Regions from separate parts of the Homo sapiens genome. Here all the other regions are linked to region 3. Evidence: chromatin contacts called from ENCODE Hi-C or POLR2A ChIA-PET data. All regions are on one chromosome and are shown on one strand. The core of a region is the stretch at or near the end of the contact, and the rest is flanking DNA. Distances in the headings are between cores, read along the strand shown. Region 1 overlaps LINC00578 (long intergenic non-protein coding RNA 578). Region 2 has its middle 65 kb from the start of LINC00578. Region 3 overlaps LOC124906307 (a long non-coding RNA gene).

Region 1 (3,970 bases), core at 554-3,053, 1.4 Mb before region 3:
TGGTTGGTTGAAGCAGCCATTTTCTCCTCTGATATCCCAGTGATGACTCTTAGTACTAGTCATTTGATGTATTATTATACACCAGTTTATAATGACTCTTTTATTCTCATTTAGTTTATGTTTCTCTTACATATCTCTGCACTGATACATGCAACAAGCATTTTGTGAAATGTCAAACACCTCTACAAGTATTGCTTATGATGACTGTTGTAAGCTCCTTGAGGTCAGTGGCGCTAGAATACAATTTCTCTTATTAAACCGTAGTGACTGATCCCTGTGTTATGTCGATGAATAATTAAAGTAGCAATGATTTTGTCTATATCTCTAGAGATGAGGACCAATCATAACCCCACCTCCAATTTGGAGATTATTCTCAACTGTATTTGCATCTTTATGTAAACCCCTCCTATTAGCTTCATCAAGAGGTTTTATCCCCTCCTCTTGGCTTTCAAACCAACATGAATTTTCAGCTGAATATAGGGCAGATTTGCTGTTCAGTGTCAACTTGCTTGAGGTGGGACTGGGAGCAATTCACTTGCTGAAGGAGACTACAGTGAAGTCTTCCAGAAACTCTGGGGAACTGGTCACATTCACAGGTCACAGGCTCTGACTCAGACGTGGCTTTGTCTAGGTTGTGGACTGCTGGAGTCTTTCCAGGAAGAGAACACCTTCCTTTTATCTTAAAACCATGCTGTGATTGCCCCAACATATTCCTGACTGCCCAAACCTTGTTAACTAGGCGAGCCAGATAGAATTTGAGTGCATGCTCATTAAGCATAGATGCTTGGATATACACATATACGTACAGCAAGGAGTCATGCCAGGAAAAGGTGCCAGACCCCAGTGCTGTGGAATTATACTGGATTTCTGTGGCAAAAGCATCATGGAAGACCCTTTTGCAAGGGAGTGGGCTTTGCCAGAGTTTTCATGCAGAGTCATAAGGATATTCCCTTTTAGCATTTGGCACCAGTTATTTTACACCAACTTGTGAAGCACAGTGCCAAGTTCTATTGCCTGGAATCTCCTTAAAGGTTTACTCAGATGTTGAAAGAAGCATCCAAAGTCATATTTTCTGTTGTTTATTCTTTTGCTTTTTTTTTCTCTTTGCAAATGAAAACCAGAGGTGTAAGTGTTCCATCCCAAAGGAGGAAGATTGTATCAAAAGCTATACCTCCTTCTGCTCACTCATACAACTCCCATGCACATCCCTTGGCTTTAATCACACAGCTTTCCACGCTGCTGACTATGCCAGGGCAACTCTGTTCTGCATGTCTGTATTGCTTCAGGGCACATTTCAGACCAGAACTGGATGGACTCACCTGGCTGGGTAATTTAGACATTTGTGGTTTGCAATGTTCCAGTGTGCTCCAAGCTATCCCAGCTTACTGGTTTCTTCCCAGGAAGTGGGAGAAGACTTTATCCATTTGTTTTCTGACAAGAGACATTATGGCCATAATTTAAGCAGTTTTCCAGAAGTTTGGCAGCAGAGGGTTACAATCTAGCAGGATTCGGTATTGCCTAAGCAAATTTGAATTTGTACTCTGGCTCACTCAGCCCATTTTAAACCCAGCAGCCTGGGGAGAATGAATCCTTATGAAATCAATGCGGTGGCTTCAGTTTCCTGTGGATGGCTTCCAGAAATGCTCCAGACATTGCTGAATGCTCTAGGTAGACTCTCAGTGCTTCGACCAAGGCACATTCAGACAAGCCTTTTTTGATTCACTACATATATTTCTGTTTAGAAGCGGCAAGGCTGAACTGATGACCCTGCAACGCGGTTTTGTTTCCCTCTCATTATCTATCTGGCTTCACAGGAAGTGAATGCTTGGCTGGTGAAGACAAAAAAGCTGTTCTCCAGCCTCATGCTTCATGGCTGGAACATAGCCAGTTTAGGCTTGTGAAGAGTCCATTAAAAACACACGGAGGCAGTTGAGGGATGGGATCTGTGTATGTACAGGTCTTTCAAACGTAGGCAGCCTATGTTTGGCTTATGGGGCTTGGAGGAGAGGCCTTCTTTGATGTGATTCTTGGATCACATATTGATTAAAAAAAAAACAACCAGAAGTCTAATACCCACTGTAATGCATCCAGCAGACAACCTCTTAGCATCTCTATAGAGACCTTTCCTCCTTTACTGGGTCACACTTAGGGCACATTTAGCTCTCAGATAACCTTAAATAACCCACAGTTCATTTCCTGTTGACTTCGTGTATCCTCTACTTCCTGAAAGGTTTTCTTCTTTTTTTTCAGTTGCCACTCATCGTTAATATGACATTCTCCAGGTCTTCTCCGCACTTCAGAATTCTCTTCTGGGCTTTTGAATGTTCTTGTTTTTTTGCTGAATTGTTTTTCCTGGGTTTTCATCTTCTCTTACCCTGTTCACAGTGGAGAGGGGACTACATTTCACCCCTGCTGTCTCAGAATGTTTCTCATGCTTAACATTCTATTTTCCTACTGACTTGGACAAATTGCATTATAACCTTTGATCTGGCACAGTTCAATCACATTTTGGCTGGAAATGTTTTACACATTAAAATGATGAAGGATGACTTTATTTGCCAGACAAAAGATGTTTAAAATGGAAAAAAAGAAAAAAAAAACTCAAAAAGGTCTTTCTGGAGCTACTGTATGAAAAAGACTCTTGAATATGTAAAAGCTTTTGGAACACAGAAGGGAGTCAGTTGCTTCACTTTAGAGTCAGTTTAGCAAAGGACGGATTTGTGGTGACTTGTCACGGCCTTGAGATTTTTGAAAGCAGGTCTCTCCAGAAAGCCTGTCCTTAAAGACAGAGTGGCTTCTTTCCCCTTTGGCTAAGACTGACTGCCAAATTTCACCAGGTTGCATACCCAATGGTGGAAAGTGCCAGCTTCTTGGCTTTGCATAGGCAAATTCCTACCTCCCTATTTTCTCTCCAGTCAATGCAGCAGTCTGTTTATGCTGTGCAGACGGATACCCACCAGACAGGGTTTTCTGAACCTACTAGTCTATTTAGGATCCAGTTTTTTTTTTTTTTTACAGTGCTGCAGCCTAATTAAGCTTGGCGATATCATTAAACTTCTATTCAATTCGATTACATTTTAGTTCAAATGTTATTGATGCCATCCACATGCCAGGACTGTGTTAGGCATTGGGGTGGGTGGCGAGAAATGGTCCATACCCTCACGAAACTTAGCGCCTAGCTTAATTTTCTCATATTTATCAATTTGATCCTGACGAACTAGGACACCAATATATAATGCTAAAGACTAGATTTCTTCCATCCATACTAGTTGAGTTGTATAACATGAGTGTCTTAAAAACAAATTCAGGGCCATCTATTTTGCAATTGGATATGTAAAATAATTTGTACTATGGCTATTGTGGGAAATAGGATTCAATTAATGACTTGTGGGAACACTTTGCCAATAATCATGTATGAGAGACTTTTCCCCAACTGGTGGAAGCAGAGGGGAGGGAGGAAGTGAGCTGATGACAGAATGTAAAAGCAGAGAGTACATTGAAAAACCCACTTCATATAATTAGTATAAAGTAAGGTAGAAGCAAAATAAAACAAAAAGTGCTATTCATTTTGGTCCCAGAAACCATTGTTGGTGAGGGCTATTAAGTAAGCATCCAACTTACTTCCTCTAGCTCGACTTCCAGAATGTAGTGATATTGGAAACTACCCTGTGGATTTTTTTTTCCCAAGCCACTTCCTTTTCTGAGGAAAGAGACCTATTCTATGCACACAAGTCAGTTCTTGTTCGTTTTATGTTTTAGCAATGTGGGCCCTTACAAATCTTTAAAATGACACAATAGATCTTCATATAAGAACCTTGACAAGTGAAGCTGTGATACAAGCAAAGGGCAGAAGTGGAAAGGGTGTGGGAAAGAATGGAGCAAGAGGAAGGAAGGGTGGGGTTGGGGGTCCAGGGATGCTCCACGTGCGTGTGCCCTCATAGGTTAGACATTAGGAAGGCTTCAGAAACAC
Region 2 (3,750 bases), core at 1,029-3,528, 1.6 Mb before region 3:
CGATTCTCCTGCCTCAGCCTCCTGAGTGGCTGGGATTACAGGCATGTGCCACCACGCTCGGCTAATTTTTGTATTTTAAGTAGAGACAGAGTTTCACCATGTTGGCCAGGCTGGTCTCGAACTCCTGTCCTCAGGTGATCCTCCTGCCTCAACCCCCCAAAGTGCTGGGATTACAGGAGTGAGCCACCGCGTCCGGCCACAAAGAGGCTTGAATGATGTGATGAGTATGATATGTGAATCACAATTTTAAAAAGCGATCATGGTTCAGTCATTTTCTGATATTTTCTTATGGGCATGGACGAGTGTAACCTATGCCTGTGACACCAATGAGGACAGACAGGCAAGCAGGATGCCCTGTTCTTGCTTGTGATAACTGAAATAGCAAGTTTCCAGTCTGGTTTTCTCCCTAGGCTCTCTTAAATGCCATCATAAGTATCACTGCAGACAAGGAGCAAACTGGGTATAGAGATTGTCTCCAACACAGCAGATGGATTCCTGTTTTCTTACTATATTCACTGCTGTATCATTATGGGGGAAAGCAGTTGAACAAGGAGCAGACATACGAAATAAAGTCTTTGTTACCTATAGGCAAATAAGTACATTAATTTTGTGAGATGTTTCGAGAAGAGGAATGATAGGAATCACATCCTAGTGTGTGTGGGTATGGGAGACAGATTAAAAGGCATTCCTAGGAGGAGCAAAGATTTCAGGAGCTACTAAATGATAAAATGTGAGATCCTAATCAGAAAGATGGTACTTTATGTATAGGATTGAGCCTGAGAAAAATTATGGAAGGGTTGTATGAGTGATTTGGAGGGGGAGGGGATTGGAAAGTACAGAGGGGACTCCTGGGGAACGAGAGAACTTGCTTTTGTTCAGAAGCATTAGTCTTTAATGTTGAGGGCATTTGAAAAGACCTAGAATGTAAATCATATTAAAAATCAAATCAGCAGGTTTGTTTTTTTTTTTTTTTTTTTTTTTTTTTTGAGACGGAGTCTCGCTCTGTCGCCCAGGCTGGAGTGCAGTGGCGCATTCTCGGCTGACTGCAAGCTCCGCCTCCCGGGTTCATGCCATTCTTCTGCCTCAGCCTCCCGAGTAGCTGGGACTACAGGCGCCCGCCACCACGCCTGGCTAATTTTTTTTTTTTTTGGATTTTTAGTAGAGACGAGGTTTCACCAATCACAGGATGGTCTCAATCTCCTGACCTTGTGATCCACCCGCCTCAGCCTCCCAAAGTGCTGGGATTACAGGCGTGAGCCATCACACCCAGCCGTATTTTTTTTTTTTTTTTGAGATGGAGTCTTGCTCTGTCACCCAGGCTGAAGTGCACTGGCACAATCTCAGCTCACTGCAACCTCCACCTCCCAGGTTCAGGCGATTCTCCTGCCTCAGCCTCCTGAGTGGCTGGGACTACAGGCGTACGCCACCACGCCCAGCTAATTTTTGTATTTTTAGTAGAGACGGTGTTTCACCATGTTGCCCAGGCTGGTCTCAAACTCCTGACCTTTAAGTGTTCTACCCACCTCGGCCCCCCAAAGGGCTGGAATTACAGGCATGAACCACTACGCCCGGCCAAGTATTTTTCTTTTTTTTCTTTGAGCATCAGTTGCATGCACGGCACTGAAACATTCTGTGTTTTTCCCCTTTTGTTTCATGTTCATGGTTGCTTCTCCTGAACGTGCACAGATGAGAAAAGAGGAGTTAGACTATGTCTGCATATCTTTGGCCATTTTTTATCAAGGGGGCACAGATAGTCAAAGACTGAGCCAGCCTTGAAAAACAATGCATTTGTGGACTCTCCTCTATCACTATTTTTATTCCTATAAACGAAAACTTCAGTACTATGATACAGTAGCTATAACGTTCCCTACAGCTCTTCACAATATGGCAATTACTGAAATGGTTTCTTTCTCATTATGCAGCCCCAAAGCAGTGAGATCATGAGGTAGGCAGCAAGAGAAAACAATATTTAATTTGTCCTAAAGGACAGGTGCCATGGGAATAAAAATATTCTCCTTTCCCCTGAGGTTTAAATACGTGGACACAACCAAAAAATGCAGGAGTGATACTGCACACCAAACAAGCCCGAACGTAATCGCCTAATTAAATCATTTTCATCTAATGAATATAAGCAACAAAATAAACTGGCATAGCAGCGAGTCAGGGAGTGATTCCAATGGAAGCAACTGCAGAGGTGGTGTGGCCGTGCCGGGACTTGCAGAGCTTTTCTGCTTATTTTCAAGTGACGCCCGTGTTGGCACCTTAGCTCCAGGTGAGTGGGTCTGAGAAGGCGGCTCTGTCTGGCAGTCTCCCAAACAGGGTTGGACTTCCTATGCACCTTCACCTTTTGCCTGGGGAAAGCTGGGTTTTACCCGAGAATGCTGGGGAACATAGGCTGGGCTAAGTGTGTTCCCTAGGGCTATATAGGGGTTTCCCCCGCTGGCCTGGAGTTTGTCAATAATATTTACAAAGACAAATCCCAGGTTCCTTGATCTTGATAACGGTAGATGGAAAAAGTTTATGGTGTTATTCTGTGTTGCTTTAACATGAGATCAACAATGAGTTGCCTTCCGTCTCAAGATGATAAGGGATATTTTGGAAACATTTTGAGAACAATTTTTTAGCCTTTACCATCTTGTTTGACTTCTCCCTTTAAAACTATCTTCTTGGCCTGGTGCAGTGGCTCATGCTTGTAATCCCAGCACTTTGGGAGGCCGAGGCGGGTGGATCATTTGAGGTCAGGAGTTCAAAACCAGCCTGGCCAACATGGTGAAACCCCGTCTCTACTAAAAATACAAAAATTAGCCAGGTGTGGCGGTGAGTGATTGTAATCCCAGCTACTAGGGAGGTGGAGGAAGAAGAATCCCTTGAGCCTGGGAGGCGGAGGTTATAGTGAGCAGAGATTGCTCCACTGCACTCCAGCCTGGGAGACAGAGTGAGACACCGTCTCAAAAACAAAAAACATAAAACATCTTCTTTGCCTCTTGCCCCACCTATAGAAAAAAAAGGAAAAAACAAACAAAAAACTAAAATAAGTTGACCACGAGGACAACTTAGTGCATTTTACAATGGAAGAAACAGTGATTTTGGAACTATTCTGACATGTATTGACTGACAACTGGATTCTACCACTCACTGGTTCTGTGACCATGGACAAGTTCAGATTCCTCGTCTGTAAAATGGGAATGATAAAGCAGATTCAATGAGACAGTGTATGAAACGTGTAGATAGAGCTGTTCTTCAAGGAAGATCGGTTTCCTTGGCTGGGAGGTGCATACTCTATTTACGGACGGACATCCCTTACTTTCTAGATGCTTCTGTGACAGGGGATTCCCATCTTGTCACGTAGGCAGGAAAGTCCCTTCTTACTATGTGGATTCTAGGGGTGTGAGAAGATTTCTTTTCTCACCACTGTGGCAGTGAGGGTTAGGGGAGTCCCTTTTCACCCCTTTATTTATTTTTTATTTTTTGTTTTTCTTTTGAGACAGAATTTCGCTCTTGTTGCCCAGGCTATAGTGCAATGGCAAGATCTCGGCTCACTGCAACCTCTGCCTCCCGGGTTCAAGTGATTCTCGTGCCTCAGCATCCTGAGTAGCTGGGATTACAGGTGCCCGCCACCATGCCTGGCTAATTTTTGTATTTTTAGTAGAGATGGGGTTTCATCGTGTTGGTTGGCCAGGATGGTCTCGAACTCCTGACCCCAAGTGATCCACCCACCTCTGCCTCTCAAAGTGCTGGGATTACAGGTGT
Region 3 (4,285 bases), core at 1,481-3,980:
GAGAGTGAAATTAAGTGCCCAGAATAGTGCTTGTGTGATATAATAAGAAATATATTTGGTCTTTGTTCCTAGTTTTTGTTGCAGGGCTTCTGAAATTTTTGGAAGTCCTGAGTGATAGGAACGTCTTTCATTATTCATAATGATCCCCTTTATAATAACACGTGAGTTCATGCTAATGAGGTGAGTTAGATAACCCTAGATAACCTCAGGATGGGGCCAGTCCCCAGAAAGACCAAGTGATTAAGGGATTAGAGGGTTGGAACTTTCAGCCTTGTTGACCAACCTCCAGGAAATGGAGTGGGGTCTAGAGATTAAGCTCTCCAAAGCTGTCGAACAAGATTTGACAAGCTTCACAGTTGCTGAATGTGTAGAGGAGCTGGGAGGATGGGATGCCCCTCACGTCTCTACTCAGCCTGTGCATCTCTTCCATCTGGCTGTCCTTGAGTGCTGCCCTTTATAATAAATGGGTAATTGTAAGCAAAGTGTTTCCCTGAGTTCTGTGAGCCATTCTAGCAAATTACTGAACCTGAGAGGGGGTCATGGGAACCTCCAATTTATTGCTGGTCAGTCAGAAATATGGGGGGCCCAGACTTGAGATTGGCGTCTGAAATGAGAGCAGTCGTATGGGACTGAGCCTTCAACTTGTAAGGGCTATTCAGGTAGACAGTGTCAAAATCGAATTGAATTGTGGAAGACCCAGTTGATATCTGCTGGAGAGCTGCTTGAAATATGTGTAAAGACCCGTACACATCTGGCCACAAAAATATTCTGTGCTGAGAGTATAGTAGGACAGAACAGTCTGTTGGTTTGTGTGTTTCCCAGTCTTGTAAGTAGTAAACACTATATACATGTTTGCTATTATTATTATAAGAAAGCAACTGCCCCCTAGAAACACTCCTGTATGGTACAGTGTTAATGAAATTGACAACTGTCCTTTGTGAAAATAGTCTATCCCCAGAATACATATGTCATGCCATACCTTTATTGACTCCAATAGGGATGACACTGTGTCCAAGGGCTGAAGAAGAGACCTGGAGACGTGAACAAGACATAATGCTTATCAGGGGAACTTACATACAAAGACAACTTGGAAAAGAAACAACATGCATTTTGCTGCTTTTAAACTGTTCACTTAGAGAATAAAACTATCTACCAAAGTATAAAACACAAAACAACACAGAAGCCAGGTATGGTGGCATGTGCTTATAGTCTCAGCTATTCAGGAGGCTAAGGAGGGAGGCTCACTTCAAACCAAGAGTTCAAGGCTGCAGTGAGCGATGAACTCACCTGTGAATAGTCAGTGTACTCCAGCCTGGGCAACATAGTGAGACCCTCAACTCTTAAAAAAAAAAAGCAACTCATATGTGTGAGCAGAGCAATATAAGGATTCCATAAATGTATGAATCAGTGCAAATTTTCAACCAAGCATGACTCAGAGAAAAGAATATAGACTAAAAGAATGTAAAGGTAAAAGACCGGTCTATTACTTCTGAATTCTCATGCTCACTGCTCGTGTAACCCAGGACAAATCAGTGCTACCCTCTAGGACCAGTAATTAAAGTGATTAGGTTAGACTGAAAAGTTTCCTTTTGACTCTGTCTAAAACTTAATACAAAGAATATCAAAGACAATCAAAAGGTTTGTTGCTACATTCCATAACAGTTATGGTTTAAATTATTAGAAAAGTCCTAAGGTTTTTATTCTAATAGTATTTATTATGACAGAATATAGAGTAAAATCTCAATTAGCATAAGGTAGAATTAAACATGGAAACTTCCTGGAGTTTTAACCCAGGAAAGGGTAGATAATTTGATTAAAACTCCAAACTTCCTCTAGAAAAATACACAAACACATTTTGCATAAAATTTAAAAGATTCACTGATGCTTAGAAAGATTTAATTCTGAGAAAAACTGGGATTCAAACATGAGGAGAAGAAGAAAGGAGGAGTTACCCTAATTAACTGGTTACCTAGCCAATAGAAAAGAAGGATATCCAGGCGGCTCTTGGTTTAAAATCTAAATGCATTGTATTTGACAGCCACTTTATAATAGAATTAAACTTTTTATGGCTAGTCTCCAACTTAAACTCTGAGGTCTCTTGAAACTAGAAAGTGAATACAGCTTTTCTACTCATAGTTAAGCTTTTAAAAATATTAACAGAATCTTTTCATTCATTCATTAGGAAAAGGAAGTGGTTTTTCATTTTCATTCGCAAGCCAGTTTCCTGTTCACGCTTAAAAAAATAAATAAATAAATTTGGCATAAGGAATGATGAGGTGCCCTCTTCTGTTTCTAAACAGTTAATGCAGGGTTTTTGAATACTAGCAATTTGAAGGATTTTGCATTAAACTTTGAACACAGCAAGATTTTAAAATCTGAAAGAATTTCTGTTGACCTCCAGTGATTGGAATACCTCTTTATGCAGCAGAAGTTCCTCTTTGCCAATTAAAAAGTCCTCATTTCTCTCTGTGTAATAGCACACCCTGTTCCTGGCTGAGAAGAAAACAAAATTAACCTTGGGCTGGCGGCTGTGCTGCCTGATTTCCCTGGGCGAGTGAATGAGCTCACCAAATGTATAAATAATGTGCCCAAGTCTCCTTGTTGCTCAGTTTTTTCATATTCATTGAACAGAAGCCTTGAGCGCAATTCCAAACTGCTAATGTGTTAATACTTTCACCAGAGCTTGACTCCAGTTGCTGAAAAAACAAATATAAAACAGTAAACCCAGAAGGATGACCCAAACTTCCTGTTCTTTATTGGCAGAATTTTGCTGTGCAACTTACAAAGTTTGACAAATTATGCAAAGAAGCAAATGTAAAAGGACAGCTCTGAGATCCAAATTGAGGTGCTGTAGCACAGTTGCTTTAGTGGAACTACCACTGGGCTGCTGCCAGTCGCATCTGGGCAGGAAGGAAATGCAAATTAAAAGGAAAAATTAGGCCATTTTAGAGCAAAGTGAATTTTCAGCAAAAGCTCAGTGCTAACACTGAAAAATAAAGAAGGTATTATTCAGTTTTAAATCAGATTGATTAATTCTTTCTCTTGGTTATTCCAAAGTGCTTCTTTCGCTCTTCCCCGAGACACTGAGGTGTTTTGATAACGACTCATTATTTCTGTAGCACCAGTTCTTATCTTTGTTACTTCATTCAACCTCTTTTCATCTCATTCAACCACAGAAAGTGATTTTGACCTTTTACAAGACCCATAACCTTTACTGAAATCAAAGCTAATTGCTTTTCTTTTTAAATGTCTTTTAATCACCTTCAAAACTAAACAAATAACTTCAATCTAGAAAAATCAGACCTTGGAATCAGAATGAATGTTAGACATCCCTCTACTGCTTAGCAGTCCTGTGAACCTGAGATTCCTCAGCTATTAGGTCCAGAAATACCTGTCTCATTTATGTCACCAAATAGTTGTTAGGATAAAATGAGATTACATATGGAAATATACTTTAATAGCATTTATTGAGTACTTAATATGTATTAGGCACTATTCTTAGCCCTTATTACTTACTAACTCATTTACTCTTCACAAGAAATTCAAGAGAGAGAATTTTATCCCTACTTTACAGATAAGAAAACTGAGGCAGAGAAACTAAGTAACCTGCCTAAAGTCTCCTAGCTACTAAATCTGAAATTCAAACCCAGGTAGTCTGACTCCAGAGCTCACACTCTACAACCATATACACCACCTTCCAGTGTGGATATGAGTGTGGTTATTCATTCATTAATTTATCAGCTGTCTATTGAACATCTACCATGTGCCACACACTCTGTTGGATTATTAATGGAAAATAATCAAATCTATAGGATTCACTCTTTACTATCTTCACTCTTTTTGCCCTATAGGAAATGAAGAGGAAAGGGTATAGGAAGAGAAAAGAAAGAAAACTCTAAACCTATCATTAAGAACATTTGCAAAATAGTCACATAGAGCCTTAAGATGCCACAGTTCAAATGAGAGGACTCCTCCTCTCCGGCATAGACCCAGTCACCACGGATAAGACTTGGGAGTGAGGAGACAATGGCGCAAAGCAGACCCCAACCTCTCCACAGGCAGGGGCAGAGGGATGATGGGAGAAGCACAGACAAGATGAGTCAGGACCAGAGGCTTGAGCTCATTGAATGGCAGAGTCACGGAGTGGCAAACTCCAAACCCCCATGGCTAATCCTCACCGTTCTTCACTAGGTTTCTGCAAGACCTAAGAAAACTTCTGCAAAAGCACTTCCTTGACTGTGAATTTATCTGCAATGTCAGAGGTAATGTAAAACCATAAGAAGGT

The links. A loop is a pair of places that touch in the nucleus more often than their neighbours do. ChIA-PET counts read pairs that join two places held with the same protein, here RNA polymerase II (POLR2A). Pooled maps may share reads with other maps.
Region 1: a loop to region 3 is called in a pooled map, with 2.4 times the contacts of the local background. The contact joins two enhancer-like sites. A Hi-C loop is called at or near these places in 1 of 37 single-sample maps with no recorded cell type and 2 of 50 pooled maps. POLR2A ChIA-PET finds 5 or more read pairs at or near these places in 1 of 52 experiments (PC-9).
Region 2: a pooled map shows a loop between it and region 3 (2.5-fold over the local background). The contact joins two enhancer-like sites. A Hi-C loop is called at or near these places in 2 of 37 single-sample maps with no recorded cell type and 3 of 50 pooled maps.

What each region holds. Positions count from the first base shown.
Region 1 is chr3:177,595,833-177,599,802 of GRCh38, forward strand. The region is part of intron 2 of LINC00578 (long intergenic non-protein coding RNA 578); the gene reads left to right. Among named protein-coding and RNA genes, the nearest start is that of LINC00578, 160 kb to the left of the region's middle. Within about 2 kb of position 1,804, at least 28 of the 41 ENCODE cell types and tissues checked have a DNase peak (open chromatin) inside an H3K27ac peak, as active enhancers do.
Region 2 is chr3:177,375,038-177,378,787 of GRCh38, forward strand. No RefSeq gene overlaps it. Among named protein-coding and RNA genes, the nearest start is that of LINC00578, 65 kb to the right of the region's middle. RefSeq lists an enhancer at 3,230-3,409. Within about 2 kb of position 2,279, at least 5 of the 41 ENCODE cell types and tissues checked have a DNase peak (open chromatin) inside an H3K27ac peak, as active enhancers do.
Region 3 is chr3:178,964,466-178,968,750 of GRCh38, forward strand. LOC124906307 (a long non-coding RNA gene) reads right to left here. Exons shown (of 3, transcript XR_007096179.1): 2 at 980-1,031. Among named protein-coding and RNA genes, the nearest start is that of ZMAT3, 110 kb to the right of the region's middle. Within about 2 kb of position 2,731, at least 8 of the 41 ENCODE cell types and tissues checked have a DNase peak (open chromatin) inside an H3K27ac peak, as active enhancers do.